Regions from separate parts of the Mus musculus genome. Here region 1 is linked to region 2. A link is a loop called in an ENCODE intact Hi-C map of the cell type or tissue named here. Cell type or tissue: gastrocnemius. All regions are shown on one strand.

Evidence for each region. Hi-C counts contacts between places; a loop is a spot of excess contacts. Peaks named below come from ENCODE experiments on the same cell type or tissue, not always from the same donor. Only the 100,000 strongest peaks of a DNase experiment are listed, where the experiment ranks them.
Region 1: it touches region 2 in a loop (2.2-fold over the local background); 15 of 42 quality-filtered maps call a loop at or near these places.

The regions. Positions count from the first base shown.
Region 1 is chr13:69,532,693-69,535,192 of GRCm38, forward strand. Tent4a (terminal nucleotidyltransferase 4A) reads right to left here and starts at 1,172. Exons shown (of 13, transcript NM_198600.2): 1 at 796-1,172. It overlaps A930018O16Rik, which reads left to right and starts at 1,623. Exons shown (of 1, transcript XM_011244606.3): 1 at 1,623-2,500. The coding sequence starts at 1,623. In gastrocnemius, no CTCF peak of the experiment used is centred here; DNase peaks (open chromatin) are centred at 38, 1,032, 1,449 and 2,061; H3K4me3 peaks cover 2,500 bases; H3K27ac peaks cover 2,323 bases.
Region 2 is chr13:69,609,658-69,612,157 of GRCm38, forward strand. It overlaps Srd5a1 (steroid 5 alpha-reductase 1), which reads right to left and starts at 1,806. Exons shown (of 5, transcript NM_175283.3): 1 at 1,310-1,806. The coding sequence starts at 1,590. Nsun2 (NOL1/NOP2/Sun domain family member 2) reads left to right here and starts at 2,359. Exons shown (of 19, transcript NM_145354.5): 1 at 2,359-2,500. The coding sequence starts at 2,436. In gastrocnemius, no CTCF peak of the experiment used is centred here; DNase peaks (open chromatin) are centred at 1,420, 1,968 and 2,340; H3K4me3 peaks cover 1,608 bases; H3K27ac peaks cover 1,155 bases.

The sequences.
Region 1 (2,500 bases), 77 kb before region 2:
AGTTACCTCAAAGGAGTCCCAGGGCCTAGCAACCACCCGGGTGGACTTGAACTGGGGATGTCGCTCCCTGGAGTGAGGGGGAGGGGGGGAGGTTAGACGCCCTTTAAGAGCGGCAGGAACTGAGGCAAATCAAGCTCACCAGTCTTGAGACTACACAACCACTATTTTGTTTCTAGATGTTCAGAAATTCAACCAATAGGTTGAATGAAGAGCTTCATACTAGAAAAGTCTCACCTGGGGCAATTCCAGACCAACACCCCCACCTTGCTGTCATTGGGGACATTAAACCGCTAAGGTCCTCTGAGCCTTATGGAAAAATTTTTAAATGAAAACACCTTCCTGTGAGTTCACAGGAAAAAAACCTGAGTACTATTAGGTGGTTTTCAGAAACCCCAGGTGACGGTCTTTCTGTGAACGTCTGCCCAAAATTAAAACGTACGAGGTAACCTCAACACACACAAGACTCCACTTCTAAACCTCACTTGATGGCTAAACTGCACCAATACCAAAAACCTACTGTCTCAAAAAAAGGGAACAAAAATTTTTTACATTCAACCTCACTACACTAAGATACAGGATTTAGCCTACAGGAAAGAACACGCGTAAACGCTTCCCACTCTGACAGCCAGCCCTTGCTTCCCTGCCCTGGAGCAGAGGAAAGAAAGGAACCACTTTCTAGTCTAGCCCTAGGCCTCCATCCCGAACTGTCAATCCCCCCTGCCTGGTGGATCTCGATCCAACGGAGTTTTTAAAGTGCCCGCGCCGCTGGCAGCCCCGCGGCTCGGGCGCACTCACCCCTGGATGCCCGGGCTGTACGCGCGGCTCTTCCACGGCGTGCCGGGCCGCGCCGCCTGGGCCCCGGGGCCGCCCCCTCCGCTCAGCGTGGCCGCGCGGCTGCCCGACAGCAGGTAGTTGAGGCCATACGTGCTGGCCTTGTTCTCGCGTTTCCGCCGACCCGGGTGGAACTGGTGCTGCGGCGGCGAGCCGGCGGGCGTGGAGCCGCGTGGGCCCGGGTGTGCGTGGGCAGCACCGTCGGCGAAGCTGAAGAAGGTGCGGCCGCTGCCGGCGCGGCCGAGCGAGGTGCTGCTGGAGGACGACGACGAGCAGCCGGGACTCTCGGTGCCCGACTCGGCGTTGGACGACGACGAGGACGACGACGACGACAGCGACGGGGACTTGTGCAAGCGTCTTGCGCTGTCCGCCGCGGGCCCTAGCGCGGTAAGCAGCGCCGGGGGCAGCGCGGCGGGGCCGGGCGCCGGCGGCGGGGACGAGGCGGCGGGCGCCGGCCCCGGGCCTCCTGCTGCTGGTGCTGCGCGCCCCGCCGCCCCGGGCGCGGCCGCCGTGTCCAGCGCCGGCGAGTTGAGGCAGAAGTAGGACGCGAAGCCGGAGCCGCCACGGCCCACGCCCTGCGAGGTCTCCCAGATCTGCATCCACAGGGCATTGGCCGGCCCCTTCTGCTCCGGCTGGATCCAGGCCACGCGCGGATCCATCCACGCGCCGCCCCCGCGGGGCCCGCGTCGCCCGCCGCGCCCCGCCCCCGCCGCGCCCCGCCCCGCCGCGCCCCGGGCCGGCCGCGCGGACGGACGGACGGACGGGCCTGGGCCGCGCTCCGGTGCGCGCGGATGGGCGCGGGCGGCGCTCGGTGGGGCGCGCGGCGCAGCTGCGGTCCCGGTGGCTCAGGCGGCGCGGGGAGGGCGAGGGGGCCGCGGCGGCGGCGGCGTAGCGTGCGGGCGGCAGGGAGAGGCCATCGAAGGGGCGGTGACCGGCCGAGGGGGCGGGCCCAGAGCGTCGGGCCGTCAGTCAGTCACGGCGCTCCTGCGGCGCGGCGGCGGAAAGACGCCCTCGGCGGCGGCCGGGAACGGAGAGGGATGGGGGCCGCCGCCTCAGCTCCAATGAGGGGCGGGGAGGCGGCGCGGGGGCGGCGGCGCGGGGGCGCGGCCTCCCTCGCGGGCCGCGGCGCAGTGCGCACGCGCGGGGATTTCAAATCCTCACTAGACAGCGCCGCCTTGGTTACCGCGCTTGCGCACTGCGCGCTCCGGGCGGCGGCGGAGAGACAGTGGCGCGGGCGCATGCAGACCAGACAGACAGGGCGGGGCCGGAGGGGCGGGTGCGGGTCGGCGCTGGGCTGTGTGGGCCGCGCTGCGCGTGCGCAGACACGCCAGCGTGCCGGGTGGAAGTTTCCGCGCCGGCTGGTGTGCTGCGGTCGCGGACCGCCTGGGAAAACGAAACCGCTGCGACTGCACCGGGTCGAGCCCCCGCCCTCCCGCCTTCTCCTCGCGTGCTCTGTACGGTGGAGTGACTGGGCAGAGCCGGCCACGCGTGGCCCGTCGCTCGCAACGCGCTCCACCAAACGCGCCTGCTCTGGCATGCGCCGCGTGCGGGCGCCACGGCCCGTGAAGCCGGAAGCAGCTCTGGTGTCCTGTGCGTTTGGTGTGCGGGTCCAGCCCAGCGGGTGCCCGCTCTGCCTCTGCCGTCCTTGGGCCTCTGCATCCGGGCTCCG
Region 2 (2,500 bases):
TATATGTGGGTCAGAAGACACCTTCGGCTGTCGGTATTTACCTTCTACCTGTTGTTCGCTGCTGTGTATACCACCATCTTACCTAGCTCCTGGGCCCTAGGGGTTCTCTCATCTCTGCATTCATTTCCCTACAGGGTCACTGGTATTGCAGAATCTTGTGTGGGATGCAAACTCAAGTCCTTGGGCTTGAACGGCTATGCACCTGCTGAGCCATCTCCTCAGCTTCTGGAATACTCTATCAACAATTTGGGTTACACAGAACTCAGTCTTCCTTGTATGTTGATTGTGCCCTCATATAAAGGGCCTGCATTAATACTGACAAGAAATCAGTCAAAAATCAACTCCCCAGCCCTGCATGGTGGCGGTGCACATCTTTAATCCCAGCACTCATGAGGCAAAGGCAGGTGGAACTCTGAAAGTTCAAGACCAGTCTGGTCTATAAAGTAAGTTCCAGGACAGCCAAGCTGTTACACAGAGAAACTCGGTCTTGAAAAAACAAACAAAACAAAACAAAACAGCAAAAGATCAATCAACTCATGTACCATAGTGGCCACAGTGGACTTTGGGCAATAGATCTAGAAACTCATTCTTTCTCCTCACTGGATTTAAGAAAGCAGAGGCTATTAACACAACAATGCATTCTCCCAGCCTCTCTGGGAAATGAATACTTTAGGATCAGAGAGGATAAGAGACTTTCCCATGTCCCAAATGTCACAGAACTCAACTTCCTTAGATATAGAGACATCCTTTTTTTTTTTTAATTGTGCACTTTTCAGAATCTAGATGAAAACATTTAAACGTTATTAATAAATGTTGGGTCAGTTAAAGATAAGACCTAGAGACAGTCCAGTCCAGTTTATTAGAAAACCCAAAGACTTGAGGCGGTCACTAAAACATTTTTCACATAACACCTCCTGGGAAAGATTCATACCATCTCACACAGAGAAAGCAAAACATCTCTGAAATTGCTCCAGTCCACATTCGGGGTCCACAGTGGTTCCAGAGTAGGTTGTTAGCAAGCTGAAGCTAGGTCACCTGGCTATGGGACAGGCTACCAGGGATAGATTCCCCAAGGGGGAAACAGTAGAAATGCAGCTTGGATGGCATCGCAGATACTCCTTAGGGCGGAGTCTGCAGATGGGCAGGGAAGAAATCCGGACCACTGTGCCACTATCCCTGACCAGACACGAACTTCCACCGCTTCTGTGCGGTCCTTTCTACCTCCCTTTCTAGACAATCCTTTGTATTTCGGAATTAAGTCTCTGAGCCGCGGGTCCTCGGGAGCAAGCGCAGGAGGGAAGACCATTACCTTTGCACGTAGTGGATCAGAAACATAGCTAGCAGGACGCGGTTAGGCAGGTTGCCCAGTCGGGCGGCTGCAGGACGGATGCACTCGTACAGCGGCCAGGCCATTGAAGGCAGCTCCTGTAGGAACCAGGCAGGTCGCGCGGGCACTCGGCGGCCGGACCACTGCGAGGAGTAGCGGCCGTAGGAAGAGCCCACCATCTGGAGCCCCACGAAGGCCACGAAAGCCAGGAAACCCTCCAGGTAGACTAGCGCATCCAGTAGGCGCAACTCATCCAACTCCATAGCTGAGGTCGAGCAGCGTGCTCCATGCTCGGATGTCCAAGTGGAGCCACATATAAGCTCAGGAGGAGGGCGCAGAGCAGCCCACAAGGGCCAGCGCTCCAGCAGGGTGTACCTGCCCAGGGGAGGGGCGAGCCACCTGCTCGGGCGGAGACAGGAGCACAGGCTAGCACCACCAGAAGATACCCTCCCGCCCGTAATCCAAACGAGAGAACGATTGGGTAAAACCCCGCCCACACAGGGAGCCACGCCTCTTCGGGGGGAGGGCGCCTTAGTCTCGAGCCCCGCTCCTCAGAGCCCCGCCCGATCTTGGAGCGCTACACACATTGGCTGAGAGCTCCTTTGGCTCGCGAAAAGTTCTGCCGGAGCTCCGCCCCCTCAGCGCCACAGCGGAGCACCAGAGCCTCGCATCACCCACAAAGTCCCGCCTACACAGCAAAGACCCCGCCTCTTCGCTCGAAACAGACTCTCGCTCCGCCCCGCCTAACTTGCAACCACGCCCCTCCACAGTCTAACCCGGACAGCGACAGATCGGACAACACTCCATGACTCTCTGCGCACGCGCTACGATCAGGTCGTCCATGCAGGTGCCTGAGTCTCTGTGTAAGACGGGGAGATTCACGCTCAGTGGCGTTTAAGGTTGATTTGAGGAAACACGTTCTCTATAGGAATACCACCCTTTTTTTTGCGTGAGTTCTCGGCGGGAGCATGTTGTGTCTTTCAGGCATATTTTTTGACTGCCTCTGCTAGGACCCAGCCGCGGGGTCCTCGGGATGCAGCCGGAAGTGCAGCGTGCGTGCGGTTTGGTGGGTCGCTGTGTGCGCTCCGCGTGTGCAGCCGCGTGGGCCATGGGGCGGCGGGCGCGGGGCCGGCGGTTCCAGCAGCCGCCGCAGCCTGAGGGCGAGGAAGACGC